Regions from separate parts of the Homo sapiens genome. Here region 2 is linked to region 1. A link is a contact called in ENCODE Hi-C or POLR2A ChIA-PET data. All regions are on one chromosome and are shown on one strand. The core of a region is the stretch at or near the end of the contact, and the rest is flanking DNA. Distances in the headings are between cores, read along the strand shown.

Evidence for each region. Hi-C counts contacts between places; a loop is a spot of excess contacts on that map. ChIA-PET counts read pairs that join two places held with the same protein, here RNA polymerase II (POLR2A). Pooled maps may share reads with other maps.
Region 2: a pooled map shows a loop between it and region 1 (2.2-fold over the local background). The contact joins two enhancer-like sites. A Hi-C loop is called at or near these places in 3 of 50 pooled maps. POLR2A ChIA-PET finds 5 or more read pairs at or near these places in 3 of 52 experiments (K562, activated CD4-positive, alpha-beta T cell and activated T-cell).

The regions. Positions count from the first base shown.
Region 1 is chr13:50,368,106-50,373,683 of GRCh38, reverse strand. All of the region lies in intron 2 of DLEU1 (deleted in lymphocytic leukemia 1), which reads right to left. Among named protein-coding and RNA genes, the nearest start is that of DLEU1-AS1, 160 kb to the left of the region's middle. Within about 2 kb of position 3,208, at least 2 of the 41 ENCODE cell types and tissues checked have a DNase peak (open chromatin) inside an H3K27ac peak, as active enhancers do.
Region 2 is chr13:50,206,143-50,211,720 of GRCh38, reverse strand. The region is part of intron 2 of DLEU1 (deleted in lymphocytic leukemia 1); the gene reads right to left. Among named protein-coding and RNA genes, the nearest start is that of DLEU2, 83 kb to the right of the region's middle. Within about 2 kb of position 2,745, at least 18 of the 41 ENCODE cell types and tissues checked have a DNase peak (open chromatin) inside an H3K27ac peak, as active enhancers do.

The sequences.
Region 1 (5,578 bases), core at 1,959-4,458:
GTAACATCCTCCTCACCAGTCATGACAACAAAAAATGCATCCAGACATTGCCAATGTCCCCTGGGGAAGAAAAATCACCCCCAGTGATGCTCCTCCACTCCTTGTGCATGATATACATTAATATTTCCATGGAGGTGACTTGCCAAGGTTCATAACCTTGTCCTTAAGCAAGAATTTGCATGTGTGTGTACCTTTATTTTTTTAATGAATTGAACATTTATTTAAAATCATATTGTGCTATTTATAGTATTCTTGTCTTGCATGTTTTACTTAATCACATATCCTCCAGAACTGTGAGAATTTTGTTTCTGCTATTAAGCTACCTAGTCTATGGTATTTTGTTATAGAAGTTCATATTAACTAAATACTAACTAAATCAATCTCTCTCTTTCTTCATAAATTTATTTTTAAACTATCTTTAAAAGAATATACTGTGAGCATGATTTCCATTCTTAACATATTAAACATTCATTTTTCACTTTATAATGATAGCAAAACAAAATTATCTGATGTCATGTTTTTTAAAACTATATAATAAAATTTTTATTATTTAAAAAATTTATATATACATATATAAGTAATATGTAAAATGATATAGCCACTCTGAAAAACAGTTTGGCAATTTATTACAAAACTAAGCACGCAATTACCATTTGACCCAGAAGTGATTGTACTATACCTGGTCACTTATCCCAGAGAGATAAACGTATGCTCCCACAAAAATCTGTACATGAAAGTTCACAGCAGCTTCACTGGTGATAGCCAAAAAATGAAAACAACCTAGATATCCTTCAGTGAGTGAATGTTTAGAAAGAAAAGAAAGTGGTATATTTACTTATTTTCATAGTATAAAAGATTGTATTATGAAAGTTAATATTAAAATATATAAATCCTTGATGCATTTGGTGCACAGTGAAGGGTGTAATTGTGTGTGTGTTTGTGTGTCTGTGTGTGTGTGTTTGCAAATGGCCACCCAATTATCTCACTCTTTATAGAATAAACTACTCCAACTGGCCTTCCACTCCACCACCCACTTTATCCCTTTACCCTTCATCTTTATCCTCTTCAAATAGCTCTTGTGGAAGTTGAAATGCATTCGGTCGTGTATCTTCCTCTCTTCTTTTCAAAGAGGTCTGTACCAATATTATCACTTGCCTAAAGAGTTTTTTTATTAACACTCAAATTAAAACTGCAGAAGGGAAGCCCTACAACTCTTAGAGCCTCCTGAACGCTACACAAAGCTTGCCTAGGTGGAGAGCTGAACAGCAGGGTGCCCAAGTCCAACTTTGACAAGAAGGGAAGCTTGGGCTTTGCTAGGACAGCAGGTCAGGAACCTTCCCGGGACATAACTCCTAAAGTGGGGCTTCCCAGGAATAGTGCTGGGGGCTTTAAAGAGACTTTCTCCCAAACCCAATCCAGAGGCTGAGGTTGATCTGCCCACCCCTGTGCTCTGCATACTGCAGATCCTAGAGCAATTTCTGCTAACAAAGCTAGTCCTGTGAGGAATCCAGCTGTGTCTTGCAAGCCATTTTCACAATATTATTTTTCAAGTCCCTTGTTGGATCTTAAGAGAGGAATTTCAGGGAAGGGAGAGGAAAGAGTGTCAAGGGTTTAAGTTCACACCTTATTATGCTTTTACTACTCTTCATAGTCACATTTTAACAATTCGTGGTAAGAAATAAATACTTTGGCTCTTGGCGGAATAATTCCAAGTTACTCTTCGCCGCTCAGCTCTCCCTGGCTCACGGGTCAAGCCTTTCTCTCCAATAGGGAGTCCTCCATTCTTCTCATCTCACACCTCAATTCCTAGAACAGCCTCCTCACCAATTTTCTTCCTTCATTCCTCCCACTCTACTCCATGCCACACATATCTGTCAGAATAATCTTCTAAGAATCCTACTTACATCATGAAACTAATTTAATTATTCCCGCTTCTCTCTCCCTCCCCACCTCTCCAGGCTCAGTCTGAGTTCTATCTCCTCCCTGAACTGTTGCGCAGTGGCCCCAGTCCCTAGAGACCTTTGCTCTTCAATGCTGCCATACCAGGGCTAATATTCATGGGGTACAGATTGTCCACTCCCACAGTGTGTTCTGATGGGATTGGCATCCATCGCAATCCAGTCTGATGCCTGTGCAGTACTGGCTGTTAGAAATTTTGACAGATATTTTGACTGTCTTCCTTGTCTACAGCATCTATTGTCTGGATCACTCATCTTGGTATAAACTACACAGCCTTGCTATTTAAATATTCCCAATGTGCATATGTTTTTACTTTCCTACCAGATTGTGATTCATTCTCTGAGGGCAGCCATTCTTGCACCCAATCCCCAGGAAGGAGCCCAGAAGCACGTGCCAAGCTGGTCCCTCCAACACTGGCTAGAGGAATCAATGGATGGAGTAAATAACTAATTTACAATAAAAATTTAAACACTGCACTTACTTCCCATCATCCAGCCTACAAATTTTAGAGCCTCCTGCCTTGCCTTAGTGTACCCACCTCCAACACACTCCACCTGTCTTCTGCCCTCTCCCTCTTACTGTTTATTATTCCCTGAATGTGCACGCCCCGCCTGGCTGTCTCCCTCACACACTGAAAATGAAGTCCCTCTGGATGCTGCCCAGTGACAGTCCCTCCTCCCCTCTGTGTGCTCTGGACTTCCTACACTGAAACTTGAAAGTTATTTCTGAGAGACTTTAAATTTCCACTCAAGATTCCAACAAGTCAGAGTGTTCTGGGCAAAGCATGGATGCCAAGGAAGATACCCCAGTTTCATGGCTGACAAGCTTTATTGACGACTTATTTTAACTCTAGCTGAAGAAGACCATGAAACTAACCACCCCGTTTAAAACTGAAAACACACTCTCCTTGCTCGCAGCCCTCCCAATCTTCTTCAATCTGTTCTGTTTCTATATCACTCATCTCCTTCTAATAGCTTATGATTTACATATTTAATCTGTTCACTGTTCATGTCCCTGAACTAAAACATGAGCTCCACAAGGGCAGAGATTTTTTAAATTGTGGTGAAATACACATAATATGAAATTTACTATTTTAACCATTTTTAAGTGTACAATTCAGTGGCATTGAGTACATTCACACTGTTGTGCAACCATCACCACTATACGTCTCCAGAACTCTTCATCTTCTCAAACTGAAGCTCTGTACCCGGTAAACACTAACTCCCCACTTCCCCTTTTTGCCAGCCCCTGGCAACCACTCTTCTACTTTCTCTATGAATTTGACTGGTCTAGGTACCTCATATAAGCAGAACCATATATTTGTCTTTTTGTAACTGGGTTATTTCACTTAACATAATGTCATCAAGGTTCAGCCATGTTATAGCATATGTCATAATTTCCTTCCTTCTGAAGACTTAATAATATTCCATGTGTGGTAAATGCATATAGGCTACATCTTATTTATCTATTCACCTGTTGACGGGTACTTGCATTGCTTCTACCTTTTGGTTAATGCTGCTATGAACATGAGTCTACAAATATCTCTTCAAGATCCTGCTTTCCATTCCTTTGGGTATATTTCCAGAAATGGAATCATTGGATCATATGGTAATTATATTTTTAATTTTCTGAGGATCTACCATACTGTTTCCCATAGTACCTGTGCCATTTTACATTCCCACCAACAGTGCACAAGCGTTTCAATTTCTCCACATCCTTGTCAACACTTGTTACTTTCTGAAATGGCAGGGATTTCTGTCTATTCTATTTGCTGGTGTATGCTAAGCATGAAGAACAGGGCTTGACATGAAGTCAGCACCTGATAAGTATTCATAGAATTCAACTGTAGAACTGGTGTTGACAAGTGGCCCAGGATGGCCGGGGTTTGAACCTTGGCTTACACACTCAGACACTCCACATGGACACATTATTTGGCCTCCCTGAAGTTCAGGTTGTCATTCATCTGCAACAGCACCTATCTTGAAGGGTGTTGTCAAAGCCCAATAAGATGAGAGATGTAAAGCTCCCTGCCCACTGTGTCTGATACAGGACTCTCTTGCACATTTCCTTCCTTCCACACTGATTCTCTTGAACAGCACATTAAGCTGACTTGGAAAAAGACTATCAGTAATCAAGTTTGGTTAGAGAGAAGTCATTGTCTTTTTTGGTTAAGTTTCATTTGATCACCTCTTGATTTGTGAATCTAAGAGAAATCCCATCGACCCACAACCTCCTACACTGCCTTTTTTCTTCTTCGTAGCACATATCATTACTTGAAAGTATATGCAATGTCTATTATTTTTATCTGTTTATCCATTTTCTCTACCGGAACACAAGCTTCAGGTAGGAAAGGTCTTTGTTTTTCTTGACTACTGCCACATCTACAAGGCCCAGAACAATGCCTGCAACATAAAAAGTCTCAAGAAATATTTGTTAAATGAAGAATTCATTTAAACAGTTACTAATCACCTGTACAGGTATAGGCACTATGCTTACTACTGGGCATCCTATATAAATAAAATACAATTCCTGCCCTCAAGGATCTCACAGTTTAATTAAAAGATGATTATAAACAAATTATTAAATATAGTTTGAGATGCACAGTAAAGGAGCAGGTAAAAAATTATACAAAGAAAAAAGGTATTAAGTCTATCTGGAGGATGTTGTCAAAGAAGGCTTTCATAGGAAAGTGTCCCTTATGAATATTTTGAAGATTAACTAGGGTTGTTTCAGTAGGAAAAGAAGGAAAGGGCATTGTCAATTTAAGTGATAGTTAAGGTCACAAAGACAAGACACATAAGGCTTTATTGTGGAAACAACAAGTAATTTTGTGTAACTAGATATAAAGCTAAAGGGACAGTGTGATGCAACAGGAGCCCAGAGCCCAGAGGGGGCATAAATCATGGAGGCTTATTCAAGCATCATGCTTAGACTTGATGCTATAGATGATCAGAGCCACCAAAAGGCAACACACAAATAGATATTTATTTTAAGGAATCTATATGGCCCTGGTATGGCTGGAGGCCAGTTGGGAACCCCAGAGCTTCCTGGAGGACACCCACCATGGGGATTGGACCAAGCATTCCATTTTCATTCTCTGGGGGCTACAATGGGCTGCTAGACTGGCAGCTGGGTGCTGGACTCAAATTTGAGTCTTCTCATCTTCAAACTCTTCATCTTCTCAAACTGAAACAGCAAATTCTGAGAGTCTGAATCTCTGTTCTGACACTTTAAAGAACACTTTTTCAGGGTCCTAGTCACTGGGGTTTTAGAGCGGCTGCTTGAGTTAGGGTAGTTATATAGAATGTGGAATAAATAGCCATTGGACCTTTGGCTTTAACATTACACATTTCAAATTCTGTTTTATCTATAGAACTAACCTGGCCTATACTTGTGTTGACCCACTAGTAAAAAAGAGAATGTCTATTAAGCTTGGGCCAATTTATACTCTTTGAATGAATGTGTTCTGTATGGTGGGAGGAGAAAGATTTGGCCATACATTGCTACATCCCATGTTGCCTATGGACAAGAGTGTTCCTGACTGTATTCCTTTCCTAGGGCTACCATAACAAAGCACCATACATTGAGCAGCTTAAAACAGAATCATATTCTCTCACAA
Region 2 (5,578 bases), core at 1,496-3,995, 160 kb after region 1:
TTTGTATTTTTAATAGAGACAGGGTTTCACCATATTGGCCAGGATGGTCTCGATCTCTTGACCTCGTGATCTGCCCGCCTCAACCTCCCAAAGTAATGGGATTACAGGCATGAGCCACCGCGCCTGGCCCTGCAGTTCATTTTAAAGATCATTGTACTGTATGCCATCCTAAAATTCTCCTTCACTTTCCATGACTTAAGGTTCAGGTGAGGTTCAACCCCATCCTGATCTCCAAGGAGATTTGCAGAAAAATAATTTTCTCAGTATTATATGGATCTACAATAAAGTGTACTCTTTGTCATCTGTCATGTCTGTGTCATGTTTCATTTTAGAACAAAGATACCTTAGATTTATAGCCTAGGACATAGCTAATTCCAATATCCTAGGTGTAAACCCTCTTAGTTACTCCATTAGATTCTCTAGTCTCAGACTACTTTCTATACTCTGCCTCTTAACACATGTGTTCAAATTAAACAGAAAAATTCCTGATGTGTTCTTGCCTGGTGGTCCAAATTTTTAAAAATAGAAAAAGAAAAGCCTTATGTGGAGAAAAGAAGCCATTTCCACAGGCATTCTCCTAATATGGCACTAACAAAGGATCCAGGGGCTGAAATATGGCTATATCTAGAGCACCCGTGGATCTCTAGGGGTCTGTAAAGTACTCCCTTACCTCATGGTGCTTGGCACCCAAAGAGGGGCCAAAATGTTTGCTACTCATTCCTGAAGGAAATCCACCGTTGTCACCTGAGGCCTGATGAATCACACATCACACGACTCAGCAATGCACTATGGTTTAAGCTACAACCAACTGCAAAGAAAAGCAACTCCATGTTCTCCATAGAGGAGACAAGGACACAAGGGTCAGACTGATTCTCTGAGGTAAGCTAGGCCCTTTTGGAAGAGCTACTGATTCAGAATTCTGCCAGTATTCAGAAGTTGGAATACAGCTGGTCTCTTAGTCACCGATAAGGGTAGAACAAAAAGAAATGAGTGTAAACTTCACCTAGAGAAATATAAGTTAGACCAAAGGACAAATCTGTGGAAGACTCTCAGCAGGATACAATGCTCATGTGTGTGCCAAGCATTTTTAAATTAGTCAACTGTCCTCACCAGAGGCTGTGGCTAACTAAACATCATATCACCATATCCAGGCTGGGCATGGTGGCTCACGCCTGTAATCCCAGCACTTTGGGAGGCCAAGATGGGCAGACTGCTTGAGGTCAGGAGTTCAAGACAAGCCTGACCAACATGGTGAAACCCTGTCTCTACAAAAAATACAAAAATTAGCCAAGTGCGGTGGTGCACACCTGTAGTCCCAGTTACTTGAGAGGCTGAGGCATGAGAATTGCTTGAACCCAGGAGGCCGAGGTTGCAGTGAGCCGCGATCCTGCCACTGCATTCCAGCTTGGGTGACAGAGTGAGACCCTGTCTCAAAAAAAAAAAAGCATATCACTATATCCAGAAATGGTGATAAATAATATATAAGTAATACCACCATTCAATATATTCTTTAATATATTCTCATACATTCTTAACATATTCTCATATAAGTTGAATTTCAATAATATATTCAAGAATGTATTATTATGCCTTCAAGAATATATTACTGTAACTTCAAGAAAATATTGTTATGACTGGGGAACTAATATAAAAGTCTTGTTCAACCCAAAAATGGTTCCTGGGATATTTCTATACAATGTAAGAATTCAGAAATTTGGTTTTAAATGACTACTGAAATAAACCTTGTGAGGTAAGCAAGCTACATGAAGACAAATAAACCAGTGGGATTTTTTTTAAGTATGTTTATTCAAGTTGGGGAAAAGCCACATAATTCACTATATGTCAAGCCTAAACTTAGATTTTTCATCATCATCTGACAATATGTGGCAAGCACAGTTTTTGCAAAACAGTCAAACTCCCAATCAGTAATAAGGAATCTTTTAACTCAAGGTTGCATATTGTTCTTTGGCTAAAAATAGTAGAAAATCTCAATCCTTTAAATACAGAATAATCTCTCTGATCTCTCTAACTTATTTTACTTCCTGTGATCACATAATACTGAATATCTATTACGTGCCTAGTATGTGGAAAGCTTTTCTCAGCATCAAACCAAAATTTTAAATATCAAGAAAAAACAAAAAACCCTCTTAAAACTTTTTACGCTCTAAGAGGGAAGAGAAATAAAAAATAAACAAATTTTAAAAAGACTTTTTAACTCTTTAGCATGTTTTGAAAATCACATTATACGTTTTAGCATGATGTTATTAACTAATTTGTATGTATTTGTTCCCTGTCATAGTTAGTAGGAATATTTTCTCAAACTTCTGAGAATATTTAAAATCCATATTCAAATGATTTTTTTAGGAGCCTAAGACTTTACAAGAACACATTTTAGAACTGACTCTAGTCACCACAAACAAATTCAGTGATGTGTACACGCGCATGCATGAATACATACAACAGTTATGCTCCAGACACCACTCACTCTCCACAACTCCTCACTCCTCGACCTTCTACCCCCAGCCCCCTGCCCCTGGGGACGCCTGATCTCCAGTCTGGGAAAGGAAAGTGCCTCCTCCACATCCTCTCCCAGGGTCTCTCCCCAGACCTGAGTCGGTGGGGAGAAATGCTGACTCACAGACACAGCCGGTTAGCAGCTCTCACTTCCCCAGCCCTGCTGAGCTGAGCAACCCCAGGGAGCGTGGAGAAATTGTTGGTACACTCTCCAGAAGACTGTGGGAAGAAACACCCCTAAGCCTTGAGCCTGGAGTCTGGCGGGCTGCAGGAGCTACCAGCAGAACCTCAGGCACAAGGGATCCACATGTTCACAGCTGCCACGGGGAAGACAGAAAAGAAAGGAAATGAAAGGTCAAGAGGACAGAGAAAGTGAAGGGAGAAGAAGGGAAAAGAAAGAATTGCATAAGGTGGAGTGGTCAAAAGTGGACTGCCCACCCTTTCCTGAGATTTTCTTCCCTGCCCCTCCCCTAGCTGAAGGCCCCTCTGCAGGATGCCCCGGTCCGGAGGCAGCCAGCCAACCAGGCAGTGTCTCCCTGATTTCAGCTGACTAAAATATGTTGGCCTGAAGCCTATAAACTTGTGTGTTTTTGATTGCTCACCAGATTCTCATCCAAACGCCTTTCACTTTTTCACTCCACAAAGGAGAACATGTCATGGAAGTGACTTGCCTAAGAACATACTTCAAGCTATCTCTTCACCAAGAGAACTCTAAGTTAGACAAAAGGACGAATCTGTGGAAGGCTGTCAGCAGGATACAATGCTCATGTGTGTGCCAAGCATTTTTTAAATTAGCCAACTGTCCTCACCAGAGGCTGTGACTGACAAAAAATCATATCACCATATCCAGGCTGGGCGCGGAGGCTCACGCCTGTAATCCCAGCACTTTGGGAGGCCGAGACAGGCAGATTGGTTGACGTCAGGAGTTCAAGACCAGCCTGGCCAACATGGTGAAACCCCATCTCTGTCAACGAGACCCAAGGGTAAGCTACTGCTCTGCCCTGGATAACACCCCACTTATAATAATCTATAATTCTATATACCTTAGGACACTGAGGCCACGTTTCATCATCCCAGAAATTTAAATAGTGTTAACAATAAAAAGAAAACACTCCTTTTAGTTCTCAAAAGCAATTGTATGATTCAAGTTGTAAGTTTCAGAACAGGCAAAACTAATACATGATAGGAAAAAATATGATCAACAGCTTTGGGGGTGAGGGGATGGGGGTTGACTAGGGAGGAACATGAAGGAACTTTCTGGAATGATGGTAATGTATATGTTCTATACCTTAATAGTGGTTTGGGTTACACAGCTGTATTCATTTATCAAACCTCTTTCAGTGGTACCTTTAAGATATGTGCATTTCAGTGTATGTAGATTTGACATCAAAGGGAAAAAACCATGGAAAATATTTATTTAAATCTAGTTAGAGATATGCATGCTGAAGTGTCTAAGGATGAATCTGCAACTTACTTTTAAATATATTCCAAAAATAATATGTGTTGATGAATGGATAGAGGGATAGGTAGATGAATATCTACATGTGATGAAACACTATAGTAAAATGTTAATTATAGAATCTAAATGATAATCCAGCTGGGTTGTTCACTGTCAAATTGTTCCAACTTTTCTGTAAGTTTGAAAATTTTATTATAAAATGTCGGTTTAAAGCATTTGAGAATTATTGATGGGTATGAGATTTTATATTTAGGTATTATGAAGACAGGTGTTACATCTGACTTTCATATCTATATGATATATACATATTAGTAATGGCAAAAACTGTGATTACTTTTGCACCAGCCTAATAGAATACAACCTACTTGTATATATGCCACAGATACACACACACTCATATATTCCAGTTTTATAGTAAAAAATTCCAGTTTTATATTAAAATAATAGAGTAATTTAAAAGGCATCATATGAATTAACAAACTGAGCATCAAGTAGATTTTATTTTATCACATAGACAGACTTCTGTCAATATGAGACATTTTATCTGTTAATTCAGTTTTACACATAAAAACCATGCACAGAAATACATACACTGATCACCAAGCTTATGGACAGGTATTGTAAAGACCTGCTATTAATATATCATGTTAGAAGCAGGGCAGTAAAAACAGTTCCCTTACATCTCCCCTGTGTCTATCCCTATATGACATTTCTGCATTACTAACGCCTCTAGATTAGATTACAAGAAGCAGCAATTTAGAAAACCAACTTAAAGCAGATAGATGAATAGGTAGATGAGAGAGACAGAGATTAAATTCTTATTGGATATTAATAACTTGGCCTTTATTTATGACTGGCCTCCCTCCTAAGGATTTGAGGTACTTCCAATAAAAATATGTGCAATAATTGATAAAATATAATAAGAAGAGAGCATCAGGACTAGGGAAAATATAAGTAAGAGTGGTAATTTTAGACCAAGAAAAAGAAAAACACAAATTATATGCAACAAGGGAGCCTAGGATAACAGCTACATTTGAACATAATATTTGTCTCTGAATCACAGAGAAAAGAAACTATCAATTATGCTGAACTTTCTAATTTAATATTTAATTCAATGTTTTAAAGCAATTTTGTCCTTGAAACTTTTGGAGAATATTCAGCGATATCACTGACAGCCCTCTCAACACCATTCCTACAGAAATAAGATTTAGTAAAAGGTATTCTATATCTGTTTCTCAACAAATTGTTGAATAAAAAATCTAGAGCACAATAATGGTTATCCCAAAGGCAAGAACTTCTAGTAAAGGAAATTCCGGGTAATACAAATATAGATAACCTCCAAGGGTGGTCAGAGTAGATAGAAGTAAATAAAATAAAAGTAAATAAAATAAGATTTTATCTCATAGTCTATGCCCGATAAATGAGAAAAATATGACAACAATTTTTTCTTTCAAAGTTCTATAATGTAATAGATGCTCTTTCTCTGAACACCATTCCCAATCCCCCCATCACCTGCTTCTCTCCCCTACCCTGGCCAATCTTGGGAAAGAGGGTACCCTAGCCACCTTGTTTGTTCTACTTGTGGACATGTGGTTACAGGATCAG